Regions from separate parts of the Mus musculus genome. Here region 2 is linked to region 1. A link is a loop called in an ENCODE intact Hi-C map of the cell type or tissue named here. Cell type or tissue: heart. All regions are shown on one strand. Each heading gives the region's core, and the rest is flanking DNA. Links, peaks and the distances in the headings are about the cores only.

Region 1 (10,654 bases), core at 1,815-9,814:
CTCTCTCTCACACACACACACACACACACACACACACACACACACACACACAGAGTCAGGACTGCCCGGTTATTTTCTTTAGTTCCAAATTCTAACACTTCAACCATCCATCACCAACTCCGAGTCAGGACTCCCGTACTTATATTGGGAGGCATAGCAGCACAGTAGTTTTTTTTCTTGTTTGTTTGTTTGTTTGTTTTTCCCTATCAATTTCCCCCAGGCATCAGGCATAAATCAGGCTGTTGTAAAACCTTCAAGGTTGGCAGCAGAGAATCCAGACACCTGTGGCTGGGACTAGCTCAGCCCTTCTGGCAAAGATTCCCTGATGACAAAGGCTTAGGAGGAATGGGTGGGGGATGAGGAGTGGGAAGCCCATTCTGCAAGGACAGGCCAGAGCACGGAGTCCACACCCGGAACAGCGGCCAAACAATGGTGGGAGCGAAGGTTACCGGACAGGATGTAAATAGTGCAAGCCTTGACAATGAGAAAACTCAAACTCATAAAATGTGGGAGGGGAAGGAGCCCGGAAGTGGTGACGAGCTCATTTCCTCTCCTAAACTCGGGTCCTCGGGAGATGCCGTCTGTCCGTCTGTCTGTCCGCAGTCCCAGTCTGTCAAAAGCACAAGTCAAGCACTTAGTATTGTTCTTTGAAAAAACGTATTAGCGACGTAAAAAGCATGTGACTCTTTGTGGCTTGGTAACTTTCCCCATCACATCTAGATTTCCTTTTGTTCTGTTAAACAGAATTTTTTTTTCTTAAAAGCACACTATTACTGGGGCGCATTCCCCTACCGCTGATCCTTTCTCTATCATCCACGGTGCACACCTCTCTACCAAAGCTGCCTGGGTACCAGCCAGCCCCAGTGATTTCTAGGAGTTCCAGGTTCCAACCACTTGAAAGCCTAGCCTCAGGGGTGTGGCTCGGCGCTGTTTTGCATCTGTGATCATGAATGTGCACATTTATAAAAACAAGGCTCTTTCTTTCTGGACAGTGGTAGAGATCAATTCAGGGTTTCACTTTCTTCCCCAGGCCAGTAAAGCCCTTTAAAACACCTTTTTTTTTTTTTTAAATTTTACATTAAAAAAAATGCATCCAGTGCCTACAGAGGCCAGAAAAGGGCATAGGCTCCCTGGAACTGGAGTCTTGAATGGTTGTGAGCTGCCGTGCAGGTGCTGGGAATTGAGTCTGGGTTCTCTGAAGAGCAGTCAGTGATCTTAACCACTGAGTTCCCTCTCCAGCACCTCTCTCTCTCTCTCTCTCTCTCCATATATATGTATGTATGTATACGTGTATATATATGTATGTATTTCTAAGACAGGGTATCATGTAGCCCAGGCTGGCTTCAGTCTTGTCATATAGCTGAGGCTGGCCGTGGACATCTGTCCCACCTCCCAAGCATTCGGCTTCCATGTGTATAGCAGCTTGCCCGGCTTCAGGATGTAGCTTGAAGCCTTGGGAATCCTGTGCCATGGCAAGGACAGAGACAGAAAGCAGGAGGTCGTGGAGTCAGTCTCCTTAGGGTCAGGGCCTTGCGTGCCCACTGGCAGATAGGTGACCCTGAGCCTCTCTGCAGTTCTTTTAGGTTGCTGGAAGGAACGTGGGTGTGCAGTGTCTGATCGTTGGTAGTGGTCACTAAGGATGCTGATGGCCTTCTGTCACTGTGGGCGTCAGTCCTTCCTGATGCCAATCTTCAGAGACCCAGGGGATCAAGTGGCTCTCTTTCTTTGGTTGTTTCCCCTGTCCTTAGAACCACTCGTACAGCCTCAGCTCCATCTAGTGTTCACATGGGGACACAGCCCCAAGATCTTACTGCAAATCTTACTTTCCAGAGCTGCACAGTGAAGCCCATTTAGAGTAACCCTCCAGTGCTAATATTTGGCATTTCAAATCAAGTGTTGTACAAGCCCAGTACTCTAAGCATCAGTACATATTGTCCTCAAAGGGACAGATTCATGTAACAAATAGTTGTAAAAAATGATGTTGACTGCCAGGTGTGGCATGGCTTCAGTTCCAGCGCTGGAGTCAGAGGCAAAGGAGGATCCCTGTGAACTCCAGGCCAGCCAGGGTCTTAAAAAAACTGACATCGGCTGATGGAATTCTTGGTGCCAGGAACAATTCTAAATTCTTGAATTGTGCAAGTTCACTTCCCACAACCCAGTATCATGACATGGAAGGTGTTTGTTTCATTTCAGAGGTGCAGAAAGATGAAGTAAAATCTGTCCCTCTGAGTGGACGTGATCCTTTAGGATGCCCGTGTCCCAGTGGCTAAGGACAGTGCTCACTGAACCCCATGGGCTATAAAAGGATGAATTGGTGTGGGGGGAGGGAGGTGGCGGTGAGGTCTAGGAGGTGAAGGGGGCATGGGGTGTGTTGTTTAACCAGTATCCACTGCAGAGATGTATGAAATTCTCAAAGAATGAGCAGAAAATATGGAAAAAAAGCACCACTCTGTTGAGTGTAGACGGGGCTGCTGGGTGAGCAGGGGTGAGGAGGGAGCCAGAGTGGGGGCTTCTGAGTGTCCCACTGGGGCTCAGGCTGGATTGAGTGTGGAGAGAATGGCTTACTCAGCAGCTGGAGCACTGGGGTGACAACTGTGACCACAGAAAGAGCTTAGCAGCAGGGAGGTAGTGACTGAGCTCCGACTCTATGCCAGGCACAGGGATTCGGCATAAGGGCAACAGCCACGCGCCCACCTGAACCCTTGAGAACTGTGGGCATGGAAGGCCAATACTGAGGGATGGTTTCTCACCCACAGATTTTTTCACTTTTAACAAGGTTTATTCTTCTTCTGTGCTTTGGTGTTTTGCCTACATGTGAGGGTGCCAGATTCTCAGGAACCAGAATTACAGATAGGTGTGAGCTGCTAGGTGGGTGCTGGGAGTTGAACCCAGGTCCTCTGAAAAAGCAATCGGTACTCATAACCACTGAGCCATCTGTGCAGTCCTCACGCACAGATTTGTAAGTAGAAGGTAGGTGGGGTGGCACGTGGATGAGACCGAGGGTGAGGGGTACACGCTTGGCGGAAGCAGATGATGAAGGACTATAGGGGAGTGTGTGGGCCTGAGGGAAAGGGTGTAGTCCAAGGGAGGGCTTCTGGGTTGGGGGAGGGTCAGCAGGATAGGAACTAACAAGGCAGGACCCGAGAAAGGCTCCAAGTGTTCAGTGTGCACAGGCCAAGGGAGTTCACAGCTGGGTGTGGGAGGTGATGGGTCTGCGCTCTGGGGAAGGCAGGAGATAGCCTGTAGTCTGAGGGAACTTGAGGAGAAGCGGCTTGCTTTCTGTCTTAGGGAGGAGACTGAGGCAGATGCAAAGGCTGAGGTAGAGGGCCTTGGGGTGGGAACTCAGGTAGTTCTTGGAGGAAGAACAGAGTAATGACACAGGAAAGATGAACCCAGGTTAGACCGATGCACCATAGGGGAGGGGGAATAAGGTAGTGAGAGATTTGGACAAGCTTAGGGGAGGGGGATGAGACAGAGAACAGAGGAGGAAAAGATCTGGGGGTGGCTGGAGGGGAGAGAGTGCTTCACAAGGTTTCCAGAGGGACCCAGAGAGAGCAGAGGACGGGTTGGTGGGCAAGGTGGGCTGGCTGAGTTTCTGAATAGAAAAGGCCAGGTATGGGCAGTCAGAGCAAAGAGAGCTGTCTGCAGGCTTCCTGGAGGCTGCTAATCCCAGGGACCAAGCCAGGAGTCAGGGAGAAGGGCCTGGATGAGGTCACACATGCTGAGAGACCAGGGCTGAGGTGGACTCTGAAGACGCTGGTCAGAAGTGGGATGTCTGAGGGAGATTTCAGGAGTCACCCCTAATCCAAGCACTCAGTGTGGCTGAGGGGGCATGCCTCTGAAGAGAGGCATGGGAAGAGGTGTCAGCGCTGGACTGGGACAGAACAACTGGGTTAAGGGGTGGGGCAACTGCCAGGGTGAGGCAGGAGACTGAGCCATCCAGGGAGCCCTGTCCTTGTTACCCAGTTTTAACAGGACTGTGCGCCTTTGATATATAACGAGGAGGCTCAGGAAGGGCTGGCTCAGGACTCAGCCATGGTTGCAGATCAGTGACTGCCAGCCAAGGAGGCAGAGATGGTTGGAGAAGCTGCCCACCCAGCCCTTCGTTGCCCCCAAGGCTGAAGAGAAACACCGAGAGCAGATACAACCATATTGTGCTGCTTTTAATTATGAAAGATGTAAAATGATGCATTATAAAACTTGGAAGCTACTTTATACAAAGTCCGATCTTTCAATATTGCTTAACAAAAGGCCGGGAGTTAGGACACTGGCCGGAAGTCTGACTAGCTGCTGGGATGGCCCCGTTCTGGAGCAGTGGGAACACTGGGAACCATCTGTGCATAAATCAGAAGAGCCCAACAGGAAATGTCTTCAGATATGTGCACGAGCATGAATACACGACCTCTCGGCCCAGAGAATATACAGTAGACTTGGGGGAAGGGAGCAGGGCAAAGGAGAGCTCATCCTCACTTCTCCCCACACTCGTGTGCTAAAACCCACCACCCTGCAGTGCTGGGGAAGGGCAGCTGGTGGGACAGAGAGAAGACACTGAAGAGAGGTCTGGGGAAGCCGGTAGCCACTTCAATGCTGCCGCCTAAGACAGGCTAGTCACAAAGGCAGCATCGAGTGCAGGCTCACACGACTGCAGCAGGGCAACGCAGTCTCCTGCTGTACTCAACACCATGTAGACCGGTAGGCTCTCTAGTGGCTTAAAGCTACACACATGAAAAGATCAGGCTGATAGGCCTATGGGCAGATTTAATTCAGTGCTACATTGTCTCTTTTGGTTTTTGGGTTTTCTTTTTTTTCAACTCCCCCCCCCCCCCCCCCCCCGCCCCTGCAGCCAGCGCTTTCCCATTGGCTGGAGAAAGCCTCAGGAACAGGGCAGCGTAGGGTATGGGGTGAGATCTCCCGTTACGCCTTCACCAGAGGACAGCAGCTGTGCAAGCAGGGATTCTCCTTCAGGGTCCTCCCCCTCCTGACCCTGTCACCTCACACCTGCCTCTTCCCCGGTGTGTGGGCGTCACCGACACGATGATCCCACGGATCAGGCTCAACGCAGAGAGCAGATTGTGCTGGAAACCCCTTCCTCTCAACTTTTACATCAGCATCGATCTCTGCCTGAAGACGGACACGGGAGCTGGCTTGAGTGTGTATGCTGGGGCGCTGGGCAGCTCAGAGGAGTGAAAAGCTTCCACTTTAACTAAAGTCACCCCGGGTGCTCTGGGATCTCAGGACCAGGCCAGTGGCATGGTCAGGGGAAGAGGATTCTAATTTAGTTTCCAATTAAACAGCAGAGACTGGGGCACGTGGCCGCACAGCTCCACCCGGCTGTCTGAAGAGCCGCGGTGTGGGGAGCTGGAGCAGCCTCTGATTCCCAGGCTTCCTCGCCTCAGGCACAGATGGGTCAGCTTCCTTCTACTCCACCCTTGCTCTCCTGGGTGGGGACAGCCACTGAGCCTCAGCTTCAGCCCATGTCGCAGGAAGGGGAGCAGGCGTCAGGCAAAAGTTCTCCTCCAGGGCCCTCCTCACCCACCCCGGCTCCTCCCTTGTGCTGGGTGGACATCACTTTCCTCATGTGGGGCTAGGAGGCAGGTGCTGGTAGAATCTGCTCAGATTACTTACTGTGTGAGAAGGCGTTAATGAATAAAAGAGTCCCATGAACCAGGCCTTCTTTCTTTCTTTTTTGTTTGTTTTGTTTTGTTTTGTTTTTTCGAGACAGGGTTTCTCTGTGTAGCCCTGGCTATCCTGGAACTCACTCTGCAGACCAGGCTGGCCTCAAACTCAGAAATCATACTGCCTCTGTCTCCCAAGTGCTGGGATTAAAGGCGGGTGCCACCACGCCCAGCCAGGCCTTATTTCTTAACCTCAAAGTTTGCACCTCTATTTTAAGCAATTTAGAAAAAAAAAAAAAGGAAAAGGTCCGAGAGGAAGAATTTGCTGTGGGGGCCCAGTCTGGATGCCAGGTGCCCCACACTCCTGGGGCTTGGTGTGATCAGCCATGCTGGATGCACTGGATGATGTCCACCTAGCTGCTGAGGGACATATTCCCTAGGAGGAGTGGCGCTGAGCCTAGTGGCAGGTCTGGTCACCTAGTGTTAAGGCACACTCAAGTGAGTCTGAAAGGTGAAGCTCTGAGCTAAGGCAGGGGACAGAGAGAGCTGCAGGTTAGACCGCCCCACCACGAGGCACAGTCCCTCTCTCCTCCATCCTGGGTACATGCACTCCTACCAGGCACTTGGTGGGCACTAGGGGTCAATACAGAACAAGGCACAGTTCCTGCCCTCTGGGAGCTTACAGTCTAGTGGGCATTGCATTAAACTTGAGGTCTGCAGGGCAGCTGGGGAGAAGGGCAGTTCAGCTGCCCTGCACTAATACGAGTCCCAGCAGCTCCTTCCAGTGGGCTGGAGGGTGGCAGGCCTAAGAGGGAGGGCATCTTGTGCAGGTGACACACCTGTAGCCTCCCTTTCCTCCTCCATTCTCCTAGGAGCGCTGTCCTCCTTAGGCTCATCCTGTTTCCAAGGACATTTTTTTCAGTGAGCAAACAGGTCTCCCTCTCCTCCTGTCTGTGAGGGAAAGGTGCGCATACAGGAAGCAGCAGCAAAGAGATCATAAACCGGGAGGAAGCAAACTGCCTTCAGTTTGCCTAACTTAAGCCTGCCCTGGGACGGCTGGGTAAGCTTCTTCATTTTAAGTGAGCCATTGGACAGAGTGATGGCTGGGCCCAGAATACCCGCCAGCTGGAGGGCTGCCTGGCCTTGGCGGTCAGACAGAAAGGCATCATGGTGCTCTGGTACCGTTGTGTGACACTGAGCCAACTACACGGGCCCGAGGCCCCCAACTGCCTCCTATAGCGTTCCATCTTCAGTGCTGATGGGAATCTGAGGTTTGGAGCACTGACGTGTTACACAGCATTTTCTACATTTACACACTGACTGACTGGATGGCCAATAAAGAGAATTAAGGGTGACATGGTCAGCTTCCTGGTCACCGGAAGCTCCAAAGCAGCTGGCCTGCAGCAGTACAACTGGTGCCATGGGCCGAAGAGTGCAGCTGTGTCTAGCAAAGCCTTGGCTGAGCTCAGTGGAGAGCCCGGGGCAGCGGCTCCCTCTATGCTGTAACCACCGTCAAGGTGTTTGCTGGCTGTGACCACTGTCAGGGTGTTTGCTGGCTGTGACCACCGGCAGGGTGTTTGCTGGCTCCACCCCAGCTTTCTCTGGCCATTTCAGTTCCCCAGTTCCACTGCACTGTGCTCATAGCCGGTCAGCTCGAAACGTCTCCTCCACAGAGGGGTCCAGCAGGCCCATGCTGGAGTCACTTAGCATGTTGAGTCCATCGAGGCTCAAGGGTTCGATCTGCAGCTCCTCTTCCAGAGGGAACGGGGTGTCCATGTCCAGGCTGACCTCTGGCATGCCCGACAGCCCCCCGCTAAGGCCTTTGAACAGGTTGCTGTTTGTATCTTCTGAAAGGAGCAGAGAGGAAATTTGGAGACAGGAGGACCAAGGCTTTTAAAGAGTGACAGTCCCCAACATGCCCAGACAGGACAGTGAGCACCCAGCTACTGACCACTCCCAGACCCATGGCTCTTACCCCTGGATCAACCTTTTTTCTTAGATAGGGCCTCACTCTGTATGTAGCCTAGGCTGGCCTCAACCTCAAGGGTCCCTCCTATCTCAGCTTCCCAAGTGCTCGAATGACAGATGTGTACTGCCATGCCCAGCTAACTCTTTGACGTTTTGTAGGTCTCCCCACAATGGTTTTTAATCACCCGGGGGTTTCATTTACCTAATGCTGCGTGATTTAACCTGCCGCACAGCGGTAAACACACAGAGAGGAGACCAGCAATGAAGCTGGGGCGGGGCCCATGCTCACCTGTCAGGATGGTGCCTGGGAAGCTGCCACAGCTGGAATATGGGTTTGGTCTCAAGTGGAATGAGTCCTGTGGTTCTCGGTGGCTCTGCTGTACCAAAGGCACCTGGAAGCATCGAAAGCCACATTGTGGTCAAGGGGCTCTGTCTCTGAGGTGTGTGAGCAAGGGCAGACTGTCCCTACTGTCCCACAGTCCCATCTAGGATCCTGGAGGGCTCTGCGGTGCGCTATCATAGGCACAACATCCCCTGGTACTCAGGTGGGTCTGTGAGGACCACACTGGGTGACTTTTCTCTGCCTATACTCTGCCTGCTACACAGCCCCAAGAGACACAGTGGGCACAGTTCAGACTCTGAGTCTCAGATATCCCCGCTCCTCAGCCTCACCAAGGCCTGTGCGAGCCCCTCAGAGGTCCCTCTGTGGTCAAGGAAACAGTAGGCTCTCTGGCTCTGGGGATAAGAGAGAGAGAACGCCTTCCCTTCCCTTCCCGCCATCCTTGTCTCTCTAGGACAAGGTATGTGAGGGCAGCTTACAACTGGGGTCTCATTGAGGAATCTATGCTGAAACTAATTTTTAAAACCATTAAAAAAATGTCTCCTCAAAAATGTCTCTGACACTTTTGAGGAGAGTGCTGATCTTCGCCTAGCTTGCTAGGGCTACATCTTTATGAAACAGCGAGGTAGGGCTGCGGGTAGCTCAGGGGTAGAGTGCTTACCTGGCACGTGTTAGACCCTGGGTCTGCCACCCAGTACCACAAATTACAAAAATAACAGAAGGGAATGGCAGAGAGGTGAGAACTACCTGCTCTCGCCACAAGGCCCTGCCAGAGCCCACTTGGCACCAGCATCTTTATCTGTTTTACTATTTTCTGTTATTACGTTCTGGAGCTGGGCCTGTCCTTCCTTCGCTTTTTAATTCATTCTAGAGCCTGACTATCCTTACCAAACACTAAAATCTCGAGGTGTAAAAATATAAAAGCAAAAGAAGGTGACTGACTGAAAACACTGTGATGGGAACTTCCCCTACCCTGGTCCTGGGCTCAGCTCTCTTAGAGAGCCACGGCCTGAGCTGGGTGCAGCACCAGGCTTGCTGGCACAAGGCTACACTGCTTTCTAACTCTGCTCCAGGGGCCAGGTATGTCTCCTCGTCCTTCAGAGTCCCAACATAGGAGACTGATAAGCTAGCTGCTATGGTCACTGTGAATGGATGTGCATATATACATCAGTGTGTGTGTGAGTGTGTGTGTGTGTGTGTGTGTGTGTGTGTGTGTGCATGTACTGTGTGTGTTCTAGAGTCCAGAAGGCAACCTTGGGTGTTATTCCTCAGATGCTATCTACCATTTAAACTTAAGGCAGGGTCTCTCATTGGCCTAGAATTTACCAACTAGGCCTGGCTAGCGGGCCAGGAAGCCCTAGGGACCGTCTGTCCTTGGCTTCCCAGTGATAGGGTTATGGGTATTGCACAACCACATCAGGAATTTCTTTCTTTTATCTTTTGTTTTTAAAAGGTTTATTTTTATGTGCATAAGTGTTTTCCTACATATATGTATGTACACCATATGCGTATGCCCAGTGTCTGAGAAGGCCAAAAGAGGGTGTCAGATCCTCTGGAACTGGAGTTCCCGGAGGTTGTAAGCTGTCATGTGGGTGCTGGGAACCACAACTGGGTCCTTTGGAAGAACAGCCAGTGTTCATATCTGTTGAGCCATCTCCCCTGTCACCCCTCCCCATTTTTGAAAGGGGTCTTATTATGTATCCCTGGTTAGTCTGGAACTGGTACCCAAACTGGCCATAAACTCACAGAAATCTATCTGTCTTTATGTCCCAAGTGCTGGGATTAAAGGTGTGCATTGATACACCTGATCTGACACCTACTTCTTTTTTTAAATGCAGGTTTTGGGGCTGGAACTTTAGTCTTTGGGCTCTATTGACTAAACTGTCTAACTCTATGACTAGAGTGCTATGAAAATCCACCACTCACTGTTCAAACAGACCCTCTACTGAGACCTGACCCTGCACAAGGCATTGGCATGGGGCGCCACATCAGTACTGAGGGAGGGAAGATGCAAGGCGCTCCCTCCGGGCTGCAGAACACAACTGAAAGAGAGGAGGGGTGCCTTTTATACATAAAGGAGATGGGACAGCAGCGGCCACTTACCTGCTGAGGAAAGGCAGGGCTGGGCCTCATGGGCTGTTGGTCAAAGCGCACATCCGGGAAGAAGCTGGTCAAAGCTGAGCCCTTTGGGAAGTAAGGAGGTAATGGTTTAGAGCTGGAGTTCAGACTGAAATAAGCCCCACCCCCACGCTCCCAGTGGCTTACCTGGGCAGTGAGGAGCTGGAAGTCTGACTGTGGCAGGGAGGGGGCTGCCTGGGGCTGCTGAGTTGGGGGCTCCTGGGCATGGGGCTGCTGTAGGAGTGGCTGAGGCAGCTCCTGGGGTGTGGGGTAAGGGGGTGGTGGGGACACTTGGGCTTGAGCGTCTGTGGGCAGGAAGGAAAGTGGGCTCTGCTCTGAGGTCACCATCTGTGGAACAAACCACATGACCTGTTAGCTTCCAAGAATTAAGATTCAGGGTTAGGAAGGCCTGGTGAGAGGAGAAGCTGGGCTCTCCCCGTGATGCCTAGAGAAGCCCTTCATAGCACATCTCCACCTCGTGCCCCGGAAAGCATTTCCTATCAGCATCATTTCTATTGTTGAATCAAACAAGAATACAGCCAATTTCCTCTGCTTTCTCAGCGCAAATAATGTTTTATTTCTAAAGTCACGACGGCTGGTGAGAGACAGAAGA
Region 2 (10,654 bases), core at 1,098-9,097, 100 kb after region 1:
ACACACACACATACACACACACACACATACACACACACACACACACACACACATACACACACACACACACCACACGGACAGAGAAAAGTCAAGAGCCCTTCCTGCGTTTGCAGAGGACCCAGGTTTGGTTCCCTGCACCACCATGGCAGCTCACAAGCTAGCCCTAACTCCAGTTCCAGGTTCTCCAGCACCCTCTTCTGGCCTGTGTGAGCGCCAGATACCCACGTAGTACACTTTCATACATGCAGGCAAAGCACTCATAAAATAAAAACATAAATTTTTTAATCAAAAAGGAAAGAAATGTGAGGCAGACGTTGCTAAAAGATCTCATTTAATGTACAATACTAATGGTCATTACTGGCCCTTATTAAACAGATGTAAGAACACAGACACACATAGACATAGACCCAGATACACATACAGAAACATAGACACAGACACACACATACAGGGACATAAACACAGACACACACATACAGGGACATAAACACTGATACACACACACACACAGACACAGGTACACACTGGCATAGAAAACAGACACACACAGACACACATACACATACACATGTTTTGGGAAAACAAAATAAAAATATGTCAGAGAGCCAAAAATAGGGTGAAGGTCACCAGTCAGTTTGTAGTTTGTGGGGCTGAAGGGTCATTTGTTTTAAATAGGGTAGCTGACCTCAAATATCCTGTGTAGCTGAGAATGACCTTACATTTCTCATCCTCCTGCCTCAACTTCCCAAGTGCTAGGACTGCCGGTATGAGCCACTAACACGTATGCAGGGGATCAAACTCAGGACTTGGAGCACTCGATTCAGGTACCCTACCAACTGAACTACACTCCCCTACCTGTAGTATGTGGTCTCAAAACTCTCCCTAAGCATCAAATCTCCTGTGGCTAAACTCCAAAGAGCTCCAAACAGGAGGGAGACCTAGCCTCCCCTCCTGAGGCGCAAGTCCCTAGAGACAACAGCCTGCTAGAACATGCTTCCTACGGCTTAGAAGCCTCAAACTCAGCCTCTCTTCACAGCCCCACCCTGCTATTTCAGAGTGTTGCCCCTCCAGGACCCTGACATGCCTGAAGCCTGGGATCATTTTCAGTTCTCCCTCTCACCTTGCTGGCGTTTCCAAAGCTCCTTACACTTTGTAAGCATCAACCTGTTCGAACTATCAATGCCACCCAGCCCTGCCAGAGCTTGCTGTACAGTCTCAGAACACCTTCTCCACCATGGCCTCCTCTTAGATTCTCGCTAGAAGGATCCTTTGAAGATACAGATCCCCCCGGGATCAACCTCTCCAATGGCCTACTATTGCTGTAGGATCGGGTCCCAAATCCCACATCTACAACCTGACCCTTGTGGCATCCCCAGCACCTCAAATCTCTCTCCCAGTCATCCTGCTGGACCGTAGACTCTGCCAGAAGCTCATTGCCTTTCCACATCTATCCCAAAATTCTCTCCCCATTCCCACAGATCCCTTAGACATTCAGATAATGGCAAAGACTTCGAGCTACCCACGCCCAGAGCTCCAGCTACTTCCTTTTTATAACATTCACCAAGATGGGTCCTTACTTCTTAAATATCTTCCTCACTAGATCTTAACGCCCATCAGTCTGCACTGTTGCTTGCTCATACAACATCCCAAGCAACCACAGGAGCCCCAGGCACACACTACAGACACAGTACTAGTGAGCACACTAAGAAGACTGTCAAGCCCCCATCACATACCTCGCATAAACAGTCCATTAACTGTACTGGAAGCATCCAACTTACCAACAGCACAGAAATCATTCAAAACCCAGCAGCAGTTCCCAGGCTGACCTGCCTCCGCTCTCCTCCCTCTCCTTACCGGGAGATCCCAGCTAGGTACCACAATGGGCAGGTACTCCTTCTCCAGACTGCCTCTCTGCTAGCTGGGCATGGTGGTGCACACCTGTACTCTTAACACTCAGGAGGCAGAGGTAGGAAAATCTCTGAGTTCGAGGCCAGCCTTGTCTACAGAGAAAATTCCAGGACAGCCAGAGAAACCCTGTCTTGAAAAAAACCAAGCCAAACCAAACAAACAAAACCTTTCACACTGTTTCTGAGGAAGCTGAAGCAAGCAACCTGGAAAAAAAAATTCTCCAAAATCTAGGGCCGTGGTTCTCAACCTTCCTAATACAGCAACCTTTTAATAAAACTCCTTATATTGTGGTAACCCCAAACCGTAAGAGTACTTCATTGCTACTTCCTAACTGTAATTGTGCCACTGTTGTGAATTGTAGTGCAAAACTCTGATCAGCCACGTCTGTGGGACTCCTGACCCACAGGTTGAGAACCGCTAATCTAGACCCTCAGTAGTGTTCAAGTCAGTCCCAGTGACTGGCCGTGATAACGTGAGCAGCTGAAGCTCCACACAGGCTAAGAAGAAATGTTATCTAGATCACTGCAGTGCCTGCCCATCAGTTAACATGCCTGCTGTAAGCAGTAAGCAAAGTCAGTACACTGGTCACCCAATCACCCTCTGCCAACTACATGGACGATTCTCCAAATGAGAGTGCACAAACACTTGAGGACCCAGGAGTTCTTTATGAGAAGTGTTTCATTCTGTGACTTCTGTGGGGAAATAAGCCTTTAAAATACTAAAGGAGCAGGGCTGGAGAGATGGCTCAGCGGTTAAGAGCACTGGCTGCTCTTCCAGAGGTCCTGAGTTCAAATCCCAGCAACCACATGGTGGCTCACAGCCATCTGTAATGAGATCCGATGCCCTCTTCTGTTGCGTCTGAAGAGAGCTAAAGTGTACTCATATACATAAATAAATTAAGAAAAAAAACCTAAATAAGCAAAAATTCCCTGGGCACACTCAGGGCTGTCACAAGTGTCTGTTCAAACACAATGGGACCCATTGGTCAAGGAGAAAACACAGGCTGAACTAACATGCAAATGACTCCCTGGCCCAGGTACAGGGCAAAATGGCATAAGTTTGTAGTAATTTGTAGTAATTAGCAGAAATAGCAACTGGATTAGCCTATAAGCCACAGTTGATCAGGTTCATTAAATTCAACATATCACATAGAGACCCCAAGTTCAGTGCATCAGAATAGCATTTCTCATACTACATGAAATTTGACTTGGATTTATGAATTTGTAACCTTGAGTTATTGCACACATAAATGTTTTGGTCTATGAGTGTATAGACGCTCTACCTAGTGAACTATATACACAAGATTATGTGCAAACACACATGAGTAAAATCAAAACTATATGAACACTAAGGATCTAGGAGGACCTGTTTTTAAAAATCTGACCCAGATCTGATGGTGCATGTCTGTGATCCCAGCATTAATGAACTAAGGAAAAGGGATGTCGAGCTAGAAGCCAGCCGAGCTACAGAGCACAAAAATAATCTGGGGGCTGGAGAGATGGCTCAGAGGGTAGGAGCACTGACTGTTCTTCCAGAGGTCCTGAGTTCAAATCCCAGCAACCACATGGCTCACAACCATCTGTGATAGAGATCTGACACCCTCTTCTGGTATGTCTCTTCTAAAGACAGCCACAGTGTACTTACATATAATAATAAATAAATCTTTAAAAAAACATTTAAAAATAATCTGTATATCACTCATGACCTCAGCACAAAGGATGATTTAAAGGGGGCCTCAAAATCGCATGAGCGACTGGACCAACTCTAGCTATACAGACACATAGAGCACATGTATGTGTGCATAAAGTCTGCCTTGTAACATCAACACAGGCCTTACACTAATCCATGGCTTTTACCCACACCTCTTCAATACATCCGAAGCTTGTCAGGCTCAGTCTAATCAAGGTCACAAAATGTCAAGGCCTTAGATGCCAACCTGTAAGCAGTATAACTGCTCAGGGCATAAGGACATTTTTTTCCTTGAAATTTTCAGCCTTCTATACAGAAGGCTGTATCTATCTGTATCCTGTATCTATCTCTTATCTCTCATATATTCCTTTTTTTCTTCTTCTTCCTTCAGTGCATGGAGAATGGAAGTTCAGAAAGCAGTCCACTTTGCCCTTACTGATGAGTGGTCTCGGTGTAGGGGGCTGTAACAGTGAGCCGTGTAAAGTGTATTATAGCAAGAAAGAGTTCACACTCCACTTGAGGGAAGTAACACTCAAGATTGTTTCCAAGTCTCTTAATTTTAAAGTAAGTCCGTTTAGTTTATGCTATACATTTATGTTAGTTTAGTTTATGTTAAATTTATGTTAAAAGAAAAAACTCCCAATTTAAACCCTAGCAACAGATTTTAGTTTTCTTGTTTTTGTTTTTCAATCCCAAACACTATGGTGGCCAAAATAGAATACGCTTGCACCTTGGGAAGCAGGGAAACAACCAGCTTGCAATCTGCTCACACGTCTGCTTCCAGCTGTCCACCCCCAGCATCTTCCTAGCCTCCCCCATCTGACAATGTGCCTTCAAGGCCAGCACTCAGAATCCTCAAGGCTGCCCACTCACGTTGACCCTCTGCAGTCTACACAGACACTCCTGCCGTCTCCATCCCCTGCCGTCCGCTCCAGTTGTCTAGCCTCCCAGGTGTTTGTTCCGACTCGCTCTTACTCATTCCTCTGGGTCCCTCCGCAGTCACCATCTGCGCTAGGCACCCTGTCAGTTCTCACTAAATATCTGATGCTGAGCAAATGCACCGGACCACGGAAAGCACCTCCAAGAGGCGAAGGAGGGAAAGCCACGGAATCTCAACGTGGTACCAAGGCCCCCTGCCACTCAGGGGCCAGCCGTCGATTCGCTTGTGCGTGCACCAAGTCTTCCCCTCGGGGAGGATGTGCGACCCTCCGGCCCCCGAGGCCTTCTACGCCGACAGTCAAGGGCTCGCTGGCCGTGGGTGTCCACGGAGAAGCCGCACCGCCCGAACCAGGCGTGCCTCGGTCCGGCCTCTGAGCTGCAGCTGCGTGCGATTTCCTCTCGGGGTCATCCTCCCGCTTAGGCCGCCCGGCCCCGCTGCCCGCCTCCCCGGGCTCGGCCGTTTCCAGCTCAACGCACCGAGGCCCGTCCACCGAGATAGCAAGCCGCATTCGGTGTCGCCAGGCCGGCCAGAGCCGAGGCCGCGGCCGCCCCGGCCCCACTCCCCACCCGCGGCCCCCGCCCGGCTCCGCCGCCGCCGCCTCGGCCCGGCGACCTCTTCCCCGCCGCGCGGACCCGCCCGCACCGCTCGCGCCGGCCCCGGAGCTCACCCGGGACAGGGTGAGGTCGGTCATGAGCTGCTCGAAGGCCCGCGTCTCCTCGGCCTGCCGCTGCGTGTGCAGGGCGATCTTCTCACTGAACTTCCGCGGGTTGGCGCTGCCCGAACCGGGCGAGGCGGCCATGGCGCGCGCCCGGCGCTAGCGGGCTAGGCACACGGCAGGCGCGGGGTTCCGCTGCTCGGCCCACCCGGTCTGTCCGCAGGCCGCCCAAGCCGCCGCCCGAAACCTGTCCTCCGGCGCGACCCGGCAGAGGAGCCGCCGCGGCCCCAGAGCCAGCGAGCGGCCGGGAGCGCGCCGAGGTCCGCCCCCGCGCGGCGGCTCCGCCCTCGGCGCGGCCCGCCCGGCCTCCGGGCCCCGAAGCCCGGCCTCCCAGCCGGGGAGCTCGACCTCCGGCGAGCCGACCGAGGGCTGAGCCCACGGTCCCCAGCCTGCTTCGGGACTTCTCACACCTATATCACGTCTGTAAAGTTAAGCTGCACCAATGTGTGAGAGCCGCTGGGTACCACTGCCCAGTGTGGATGTGTACATATGTATATGTGCATGCAGGCACCCACGGAGATCACACTAATCTAGGAACCAAACACGGGTCTTTGCCTCTGTAAGAGCTGTTTGTACTCTTAACTGAGCCATCTCTCCCATCCGTTCAACTTCGCTGGTAAAACAGCAAGTGGCCTCGTCAGGCTTCCCCCTTTTTAGCCCAGAAGCTGCTTCCAACATAATTGTACACCAAGATGTCCTGGAGAGTGTTGAGCATGACTGTGTTCTGTGAATTAGGACGTATTAGCGACATGAGGAGAAATACGGAAAATAACAACAACGCCCACGCACCTCATGATTAAACCATCAAAACATTTTTGCAGAGCCTGGGGACGGTGTTCAGCTGTAGAGCGCTTGTGTGACAAGCCCTAGGCCTTGGGTTTGATTCCAACACTGCAAATAAAATTTAAAAGGCATTTTGGGGCCAGCTAAATGACTCATGTGGAAGGAGATAACTGACTCCTGAGACTTGTCCTTTGGCCTCCACACTCAGGCTGTAGCAAGCACATACCTAGACACACATACACAATAAGACTTTTTAAAAATCGTTTTGCTTCATATGCTTGGAGTTTATTTAAAAAAAAAAAAAAAAGAACCCCACCTCATTCTTTGTCTCCATAAAAAGTAACTATGTTGGTAGTGATGTCTAACACTACTGTTCATTTTTTCAAAATTAACATATACTTATTATTCTGTTCTTCCTTTTATTGTGTATGATTTATTAATCCAGTTACTCTATGTGGGATAGGAAGTTTTATGTTTAAAATTTATACAAAAATGAGGCTGGGCATTATGGCAAGTGCCTGTAATCCTAGCAGTCAGGAGTTAGAGGCAGCAGGATCAGTAGTTCAAGGTCCTCCTTGGCTACATAATGAGAAGAAAGCCAGTCCAGACTGTATGATGACCTTGTCTCAAAAACAAAACCAAAAAGAATTTATAGACATGATGTGCAACTTTTGTATTTCCTGCAACTGTTTTTATATGTGTTGGTTTTTTACATTCATTCATTATTCATTTTGTGTGTGTGTGTGTGTGTGTGTGTGTGTACTCACATCCGCCAATAACTCAGGTTGGTGGCAGGCACATTTACCGACTTAGGGAGCTCACTAGTCCCTAGATTGTTTTGTTATAATTAGGCTTATGTGTCTGTTGTATTGTCCTACCCACCATGCTTTTTTTTCTTATTTTATATTTCTTGATTTTTATATGTATGTGTGTATGCTTGCATGCAATTATGTGCAGCATCTATGTATAGGGATCCTTGGTAGCCAGAAGGTGGCCTTAGTCCCCTGGAGCTGGAGTTACAGACGGTTGCTTGTGAGCTACCATCTGTACCATGTGGGTGCCGGGAACTGAACCTTGACCCTTTGCAAGAGCAGTAGGCACTCCTAACCACTGAGCCATCCCTCCAGTCCATCCATGCTTTTTCTTTACGTGTTGCCTTCTGCTTTTATGCCATACTGAGTTCATTTTCACACAGATGAGCCAGGCTGGACATGGTGTCATACATCTGAGATCTCACTACCTGGAGGGTGGAGGCAGGAAGACTGCAAGTTAAGGGTCATTCTGGGCCACTCTGTCTCAAAAAAAAAAAAAAAAAAAAAAAGCAAATGTGTTACTCTTTCAGAGAACCTGAGGTTGGTACCCAACACCCAAATTGGGCATTCACAGCCACCTGTCACTCTCTCTCCAGGGACTATGATAACTTTGCTTCCACAGGCACCTGCACCCAAGTATGCATGCCACACAGAGGCACATAGACACATGATTAAATGCAATCAAAATAAATCTTTAAAAAAAGAAGAAAACAAAAGAAAAATCTGGGCATGGTGGCACACACCATTTAATAACAGTACTTAGGAAGCAAAGGCTGCCGTTGGGTCTCTGTGAGTTGGAGGCCAGCCTGGTCTACAGAGTGAGTCAGCCCTCCTTCCCCACCACCTTAACAAACAAACAAACAAAACCAAATAAAGTAGGACTTTCTGGCTAGTTCGGGTAATAAAGGGGTTGCTGAGATGCCTGTTTGGAGGGCTGAGAGCAGACGCTGATGGAGCGCCAGGCTGCAGACAAGAGGCAGCAAAGGAACCATTCCCTCTCTTGAGATTGGAAGCCAGCTGGGAAAGCTGTCACTACACTGAGCTCCAAGCAGAGGCTCAGAAAACACACAGGAGGAGACTGTTCCCCACCCACAGTTTCATTTCCAAGGCTTCAATTATACTCCATCAACCGTAGTCTAAAAATATTAAGTGGGACATTTCCAAAAAATTCATAATTCATGAGTTTTTACATTGCTTGCCAATCTGAGCAGCATGATGAAACATTGTGTCGTCTCACAATGGGTGGGAGGGATCCACTAACCAAGCATACCGTGCCCTACAGACCGCCTGCCTGTGTGGTCACTTAGTAAGGTCTCTGGTAGTAGATCAACTATCAAAATAATGTACTTTCTTCACCTTTATTTCACCTAATTAAAAAAAAAAAAAGCCTCAACCAGGGACCAGCAAGGTGGCTCAGTGAGTAAAGGCACTGCCACCAGGCCTAACATCCTGAGTCTGATCCCCAGGATCCACATGCAAGAAGGACAGACCCGTTGGGCAGTGGTGGTGGCGCATGCCTTTAATCACAGCACTTGAGAGGTAGAGGCAGGCAGATTTCTGAGTTCAAGGCCAGCCTGGTTTACAGAGAGAGTTCCAGGACAGCCAGGGCTTCACAGAGAAACCCTGTCTCAAAAAACAAAAAAAGGGCTGGTGAGATGGCTCAGTGGGTAAGAGCACCCGACTGCTCTTCCGAAGGTCAGGAGTTCAAATCCCAGCAACCACATGGTGGCTCACAACCATCCGTAACGAGATCTGACTCCCTCTTCTGGAGTGTCTGAGGACAGCTACAGTGTACTTACATATAATAAATAAATAAATAAATCTTAACCACCCCCCCACAAAAAAAGTGGGTCCCTTAAGCTAAGTAGGGAGTAACTGCTTTAGTGTTAAAAAAAAAAAAAAAAGACAGACCCAACTCTTAAGAGTTGTCCTCTGAGCGGGCATGGTGGTGCACGCCTTTAATCCCAGCACTCGGTACTCGGGAGGCAGAGGCAGGTGGATCTCTGAGTTCGAGGCCAGCCTGGTCTACAAAGTGAGTTCCAGGACAGCCAGGGCTATACAGAGAAACCCTGTCTCGAAAAACCAAAACAAAACAAAACAAAAAGTTGTCCTCTGACCTTCACACACAAGCACTTTACGTACACATACACACAAGCACACACATGCACAGGCACACACTAAATAACAGTGTTCAAATAATAAGAAATAAGGCCAGCTGGGTGCCTGCAACATAAACCAGTGGATGAAACTTTTACTGTGCAAGCGTGACATCTGCAGAACTAACCGGCTCCTAAAAGATGATCTCTGACAATGTCCATGTGAGCACGATAAATATGATGAGACTTAGGGATAAAACCCTGAGGACTCGAGAGATGGCTCAGTGGTTAAGGACTTCTGCTCTTGTAGAGGACCCCAAGTTTAGTTCCCAGCGCCCAAGTCAGGTGGCTAGAAACTGGCTATATCCAGCTCAAGGAGATCAAGGCCGCTGGCGCTGCCAGGTGTCTGTACTCACAAGTTCATACCCACATGCATAGTTTAAAAACAGGGAATAAGCCCTGGCCGGCCCAGGTGGTACACATCTTTAATCTCAGCGTTTGGGAGGTGGGATGCAGAAGTCCAAGGCCGGCCTAAAGTGCCTGGCCAGCTTGAGAGCAGGTGGACTACAGGAGACCCTGTCTCTGGGGAGGGGGTAGGGACAAAGAGAAAGCCCAGGCGCTGTGATGCTGGCAGATCAGATGCACTGAACACAAGTCACGAAGTGCTGTGCCCTTTTTGGGTTTTCTTTTTAAAGTGAAAAGGCAGAAGTTCTTAAACTCGGGGAGGAGTTGCTGAAGCTGCTAAGAGCTGAGATATCAATGGTAAAGGCGAGCATATGATGAGGACTCAGTTCTGCCTGAAGTTCATGCAGCCATCCTGCCATAGGGGAGCAACTCCTGCCTGGTCATGGCGAGAGCCCAGGGAGAACTCCGACTCCACCACCATGCACAAAGCACAAGGAAAGGATATTGGATCCTTGGAAACTCAACTTATAGGCAGCTCAGCTGCCTGACTGTAAGTGCTGGGAATTGAACTCTGGTCCTCTGGAAGAGCAGCAAGTGCTTTTAATCACTAAGTCATCTTTCCAACCTCCAATTTACTGATCTTGTACGATAAAAAGTAATAATAATAATAATAATGAGAAGAAGCAAAATTGTGCCCAGAATCCTAGCTGCAAGTTCGTCTAGGAAACATAATTCTAACTTTTCAGCTTTTGCCATCTTGAAGGGCACTGGGATAGGTCCTAAATGAACTGTCCCCATCAGCCTGAGCACAGCACCAGCGGCTGTCAAATACTTAAAGTGCACTCGCTCTATTTCCAGTCTTCTCATAGTTAACTTGCATAATTTTCTTTAGTGAATGCAGCATCTTGCATGTGAGACCCAAGTCTCTACCACTCAGCCATGCCACCTTAAATCTTAATCCAGTAAATAAATTGTGTGAAATTACTTGGAGTAAGTATAGAGGTTAACATTTTTTAAAGAATTATTTATTTTATATATGAATGAGTACACTGTAGCTGAATCCATACACACCAGAAGAGGGCATCAGATCCAATTACAGATGGTTGTGAGCCACCATGTGGTTGCTGGGAATTGAACTCAGGACCTCTGGAAGAGCAGTCAGTGCTCTTAACCGCTGAGCCATCTCTCCAGCTTGAGGTTTATAATTTTAGAAAGTCATTTCTGCTGAAGATGACCCTGTAACCTTGCTGTCTATGTCAGGCTTGACCTCACAAACTGTTCATTTTCTTATTGAAAAAGATGCTTC

Evidence for each region. Hi-C counts contacts between places; a loop is a spot of excess contacts. Peaks named below come from ENCODE experiments on the same cell type or tissue, not always from the same donor. Only the 100,000 strongest peaks of a DNase experiment are listed, where the experiment ranks them.
Region 2: it touches region 1 in a loop (3-fold over the local background); 3 of 42 quality-filtered maps call a loop at or near these places.

What each region holds. Positions count from the first base shown.
Region 1 is chr7:80,582,490-80,593,143 of GRCm38, forward strand. Crtc3 (CREB regulated transcription coactivator 3) reads right to left here. Exons shown (of 15, transcript NM_173863.2): 12 at 10,189-10,389; 13 at 10,027-10,107; 14 at 7,873-7,975; 15 at 4,143-7,462. The coding sequence ends at 7,254. Among named protein-coding and RNA genes, the nearest start is that of Gm42398, 32 kb to the left of the region's middle. In heart, for the core only: no CTCF peak of the experiment used is centred there; DNase peaks (open chromatin) are centred at 3,862, 4,332, 5,352, 6,902 and 3 weaker places; H3K4me3 peaks cover 1,234 bases; H3K27ac peaks cover 1,564 bases.
Region 2 is chr7:80,683,403-80,694,056 of GRCm38, forward strand. Crtc3 (CREB regulated transcription coactivator 3) reads right to left here and starts at 5,475. Exons shown (of 15, transcript NM_173863.2): 1 at 5,205-5,475. The coding sequence starts at 5,336. In heart, for the core only: CTCF peaks have their summits at 4,720 and 5,314; DNase peaks (open chromatin) are centred at 4,819, 5,489 and 6,059; H3K4me3 peaks cover 2,397 bases; H3K27ac peaks cover 1,919 bases.